2 separate regions of the Homo sapiens genome follow, and region 2 is linked to region 1. A link is a contact called in ENCODE Hi-C or POLR2A ChIA-PET data. All regions are on one chromosome and are shown on one strand. The core of a region is the stretch at or near the end of the contact, and the rest is flanking DNA. Distances in the headings are between cores, read along the strand shown. Region 1 has its middle 20 kb from the start of LINC02704. Region 2 overlaps CD82 (CD82 molecule).

Region 1 (2,924 bases), core at 304-2,803:
AACCTCCGCCTCCTGGGTTCAAGCGATTCTCCTCCTCAGCCTCCCGAGTAGCTGGGATTACAGGTGCCCACCACCACGCCCAGCTAATTTTTGTATTTTTAGTAGAAACAGGGTTTCGACATGTTGGCAAGGCTGATCTCGAACTCCTGACATCAAGTAATCTGCCCACCTTGGCCTCCCAAATTGTTGGGATTACAGGCATCAGCCACTGCACCCAGCCCATATGTCTTTTTAATTTCAAAGTGTCTTTATTTTTTGCTTCTATTTCTTTCCTGAGAGCTGGTGTCTTTCTGTCTGTTGCCTCATAAGTGCTTTATGGAAACCTTGACATCTTTTAGCTCATTAAGGAGGTTGGGTCGTGTGCAATCTCTTTGAGTACCTGGAGCACTGTGTGTCTGACTCTCCCTCTGTGTTTTTTGTTTGTTTAATAAGTCCTCTCCTGACGTCAGTTCTTGTGGTCTTTGCTTACGTTCCTTACCTCTATTGCCTTTTTGTTTTCTTTAGTCCCTTTTTGGTTCCTTTGTGATTATCATTCACCTTAGAACACAGCCAGTCATTTGTTGCAGGATGATATTGAAGAGAGAGGTATGCAACCCAGAAAGTGACTAGGGTTTGTTTCCAGCAGACATGCTCTTTCCAAATCCTTTATTGTTATTCCTTGGACATACATCACCTCCCACTTCAGCACTGAGGTTTGCCAAGACTCAGCAAAGGCCTTCAAACGTCCTCCTTCCTCTACTTCGCCCCAGCAGTCTCCTGGTGCTGGGAGGAGTTGGGTGCCAGGCAGGAGACATGGACGGTCAGCACGTCCCGTCTCGCCCCCCACTGTCCTGTGCTATTGAACTGGGTCTACAGAAGGATGTTTCTCATGACCCTGCAGCCTGAGCTGCCCCCAGACCCTATCATCCACAGAGGAGGCCTCCCAGTGGTGCTGTCTGTAGGGAGACTGGCTTCCTCCTCGTCTCTCTGTGCCCTCTTCATATTTGTGGCATTTAGCAGCATGTATACTTTCTGGTTTAATAAAAAATGGCACCTGTAATCTCAGCACTTTGGGAGGCCTAGGTGGGCAGATCACCTGAGTACAGGAGTTAGAGACCAGCCTGGCCAACATGGTGAAACCCCATCTCTACTAAAAATACAAAAATTAGCTGGGTGTGGTGGCAGGTACCTGTAGTCCCAGCTACTAGGGAGGCTGAGGCAGGAGAATCACTTGAACCCAGGAGGTAGAGATTGCAGTGAGCCAAGATCGTGCCATGGCACTCCAGCCTGGGTGACTTCTCTCAAAAAAAAAGAAAAAAAAAAAGGAGGTCTTGCTCTATTTTTTCCCCCCAAATTCGTTATTGTTTTCAGTGGGATTTGGGTGCAAGGAGCAGAGTAAACAGGCCTTCAGTAAACAGGCCCAAATGCATTCCTAAGTTTCCTCTTTTCTCTCAGGCCACCCTTTCTTGGCATCCCTCGCCCCCATCCCCCTCTCTTCAGCCATGAAATGCAGAAAGAGAGGAGGTACCTCCCTGAAGGCCATGCTAGTAAGGGGAGGAGTCAGGACACCCCGCCCAGGCACTCTGGCTCCCCAGCAAAAGGATGTGGGTTTCTCAGGTGTGGCTGTTTCCACTGGGCAGGGCCTGACCTGCAGCTCCTGAAAAGCCACTGTTCTGTCTTCCTGGCTTCTTCAAGTCAGAGTCCCAGAGATAATCACCGTGGGCTCCACGCAGCAGAGAGGGACTTGATCCAACACTCTTTTATCGGCCTCAGGGCCTGGGAGGGTTTCTCAGCATCCAAGAATCCTGGAGAGTGACTCCTGGAACATTACAGGGGCTGTGGTGAAAGACACACCAGTGTCGGAATATAAACCAGCCCCCAGGAAACTGCTTCTAGCCACGCCCTGCCTGAGAAGCCTCAGGGTTTCCTGGAGAGTCTGGGTGGTTTCACCCCACAGCCAAGGAATAGCTAACAGTGAGGACTGGAGAGACCCCACAGCCTGGGACCTGCATTCAAGCGCCGACTCCACCCTTGATTGACCTGCAGGGCACCTGGGGAAGCCACCACCCTCTCTTGCCTCTGTGTCTCCATCTGCCCCATGGGTGGGGTGGCCTGGAGGATCCCTGAGTCTCTGCTGGTGCTGGTGCTCCAGGATTCTGGGACCCCTCCAAGCTCCCTCCCAGGGGCTTGCCCTGCTCTTCACTCCCCCTATAATCCCACTTGGGTGGCTGGTTGGGGATCATTCCCTGAGACCTCTCCTGGATGTGTCTGAAAAGGCCCCTCAGGACCTGCAGCTAGGGCCAGCTGGGCAGCAATGTGGTGTTTGCTTCTGCAACCTTCAGGTCACCATAATGACTCACTCTTCCTTGCCAGTGGAGGAGAGCTTAGGGCTTCCCTTCCCCCAAGAAGCAACTTCATGGTCAGTGAACTTCACAGTGAATTCTAAGAAAGCCTCTCGGCCAAGGGCAGATTTATAGCCCTACATTTGCTCCTTCAGCTATTCCACAGCCAATCTCTTCTTATTCCAGAGGCATAACCTCAAGTCGGCCTAGGAACAGTCACTCGGAGACTAAGTTATGAGACCTAGTTGAGATCTGGGCTATGGTAGAAGGCTGGGATAACAAGTAGCCTTTGACTCTTGTCTCTAGCCACCAAGACCTTTGGTCTTCCTGTCAACCTCTTGCCTCCTTTCTTCTATCCTTACTTATGAAAGGAAAAGATGGACCCTTCATTCATCAATCCATCACTCACACATCCAACTATCCATTATGTACCCATTCACCTACCCACCTATCTATCCATCATCCATCCATCCACCCATTCATCCATCATCTATCCATCTATCCATTTATCCATCCATACATCCACCCATCCACCCATCCTTCCATCCTTCCATTTATCCATTCTAAGACTATCCATCCAGCCTCTATTAATCATCCATCCTT
Region 2 (2,700 bases), core at 199-2,698, 69 kb before region 1:
TCTCAACTCCGCAACATGCTATTGTGTGAGGTACTGACTTCCCCATCGCAGGGAGCATTTAAGCAGAGCCTAAAAAAGCATGACTCTTACATTTGGATGATTTGCTGGACGCAAAGGTCTCTCCTAACTCTGACTCTGTGAAAATTCACACTAAAAGAGAAGTCAAAGCTCAGCATTTGGGTGGGACGTGAGTAGAGCCATGCAGAGGACAGCAGGGTCATGGGGAGGCCCTGGGCAGCTTGCCGAGGCTAAGATCCCGGGTCCCTGGAGCTGCACAGATCAAGGTCTGGTCATGTCTCTGCTGCTTTCTATCTATGTGATCTTGGGAAGTTGCTCCAACTCTGAGCCTCATTTTTCTCTTCTGAGAAATGGGGAGGAGGGAGACAGGGAAGACAGGGCTGGCTTCCTCGGCATTCAACCTATGCAGTCACACAGGATAATCTGCTGTTGCTGTATTGAAATTCTTTTTTTTTTCTTTTCTTTTTGAGATAGAGTCTTGCTCTGTTGCCCAGGCTGGAGTGCAGTGGGATGATCTCGGCCCACTGCAACCTCCACTTTCTGGGCTCAGGTGATCCTCCTGCCTCAGCCTCCCAAGTAGCTGGGACTACAGGCACACACCACCAGGCCCAGCTAATTTTTGTGTTTTTAGTAGAGATGGGGTTTCACCATGTTGGCCAGACTGAACTCGAACTCCTGACCTCAAGTGATCTGCCCATTTCGGCCTCCCAAAGTGTTGGGATTACACGTGTGAGCCACCACGCCCAGCTGAAATTCTTAATAATTTTTAAACAAGGGGCCCTGCATTTTTGCTTTGCACTAGGTGTAAATTATGCAGCTGGCCCTGGGCAGGACTCTTTATGGCATGTGACAGTGACTCAACTGAAAGTAGCCAGAGCCAGCAGAAGGCTCAGCTGGATCCCAAAGGCTGCTGCTGTCCCTATTCACCCTTCAGCCCTACCCTCCTCTGTTGGCTCCCTTCTCGGGCAGGCTGTCCCCAGTGGAGCCTGAGGGTAGCCCAGGTCCTCATCCTACCACATTGATGGAAAGAGGGCCGGGTATGTGAGCATGGGTCTCAAGCCCATCTCTGAACCACTCGCCGTGCCTGTGATGTGGATGGCACTGAGTGGCAGCCCAGGTCTTTTGCCTGCTTCTGGCATCGAGGGAGTGGGGCCTCCTCAGCTCCATGGAGAAATAGAAGGGTGGTTACATCCAAGGAGTGGGTTTCTGCAGGGCAGGCAGAAACAATGGAGCGGTCCCTGGGGGGATGGAGGGAGCTCATGAATGTCTTCTCCTGCTACCTCCCTGTCCTTTTTGTCTCAGTAGCTACCTGGTTGCCAGGGTGACCTCCCTGCACTCCCAGCACAGGCCTCCTGAGCATCAGCTCCAAGCTGAACCAGCCCCTGTGGCCATGGTCCCCGTGGCCCAGGTGTGTCCCTCAACCACATTCTGGACTGAAAGATGTTGTGGTGTTTCCATGGAAACCACCCATCTAGGTGGAAACCACCCAGCTTCCATCACCTTCTCATTTCAGGGAGGCTGGGAGAGAAACAGGGAAGTCCAGGCTGCTGTGACAACCACGCTGGGGTTTAAACAGAGCCTCAGTGCAACATGTTGTGAGGAAGCTGGGTGGGTGGGGAAGGATGTGGGAGAGGCAGCTTTCCGCACAGATGCTTCTAGAGAGCCCCTCCTTTCCACACCGTGGGGATCACCCACCCACTGGGGTTGAGAGGTGGACCCGAGATGTCAGATCACCTGGCAGACAGCCCCAGCTATGTGACTCAGGCAAACCACTTAGCTTTTCTGGGCCCTGGTTAAAACTGGGTATAGCCGTGTGGTTTAAATGCCAATAAAGCTTAATAGGTAAAAACCTGGGTTCTGAAATCAGCCAAGCCTGTGTGCAAACCTCACTTCTTCCGCATGTTGGCTGTGTGACTTTGGGCAAGTTAATTAACCTCTCTGGGTTTGTTTTCTGCATCTCTATAATGAGGGAATGGGGTGAATACCTAGGCCATAGGTCTGCTGTGAAGATTCAGTTGAGATAATACATTTAAAGTGCTTACCACAGCACCAGGTACATAACAAACATTTGATAAAAGTTAGCCACTATTAGTGTTGGGATTAATTACTGACAGGAAAGCTTTGTAAATTGCAGAACTCTGTATAAGGGCTTTTTTTTTTTTTTTTTAAATATCATGCTGAGAGCTTTATTGAGAGAAGGGCAGGGAGCGTCATCAGAGGCTGGTTTCCCAGCATTAATTTTTTTTTTTTTTTTTTTTTTTTTTTGAGATGGAGTCTGGCTCTGTCGCCCAGGCTGGAGTGCAGTGGCGTGATCTCGGCTCACTGCAACCTCCACCTCTCGGGTTCAAGCGATTCTTCTGTCTCAGTCTCGCGAGTAGCTGGGACTACAGGCACCTGCCATTCACACCCAGCTAATTTTTGGTATTTTTTTTTAGTAGAGATGGAGTTTCACCATGTTAGCCAGGATGGTCTCGATCTCCTGAGCTCGTAATCTGCCCACCTTGGCCTCCCAAAGTGCTGGAATTACATACGTGAGCCACCATGGCCAGCCCCAGCATTAATTTAACCAAGGGAGCTGGGTGAGGAGCCAGGGCTGCAGGTCCATCTGCAGGATATGGGTTCTCTGAGCACAGCGTTCATTCAAGGACTGCCCATGGGGAGCTGCTGGAAGCTCCACCAACA

What was found. A loop is a pair of places that touch in the nucleus more often than their neighbours do. ChIA-PET counts read pairs that join two places held with the same protein, here RNA polymerase II (POLR2A). Pooled maps may share reads with other maps.
Region 2: a loop to region 1 is called in a pooled map, with 3 times the contacts of the local background. The contact joins two enhancer-like sites. A Hi-C loop is called at or near these places in 1 of 168 maps with a recorded cell type or tissue (K562) and 3 of 50 pooled maps. POLR2A ChIA-PET finds 5 or more read pairs at or near these places in 3 of 52 experiments (MCF 10A, SK-N-SH and naive thymus-derived CD8-positive, alpha-beta T cell).

What each region holds. Positions count from the first base shown.
Region 1 is chr11:44,679,563-44,682,486 of GRCh38, forward strand. No RefSeq gene overlaps it. Among named protein-coding and RNA genes, the nearest start is that of LINC02704, 20 kb to the right of the region's middle. Within about 2 kb of position 1,554, at least 5 of the 41 ENCODE cell types and tissues checked have a DNase peak (open chromatin) inside an H3K27ac peak, as active enhancers do.
Region 2 is chr11:44,610,368-44,613,067 of GRCh38, forward strand. The region is part of intron 6 of CD82 (CD82 molecule); the gene reads left to right. Among named protein-coding and RNA genes, the nearest start is that of CD82-AS1, 6.4 kb to the left of the region's middle. RefSeq lists silencers at 1,669-1,748, 1,819-1,868. Within about 2 kb of position 1,449, at least 8 of the 41 ENCODE cell types and tissues checked have a DNase peak (open chromatin) inside an H3K27ac peak, as active enhancers do.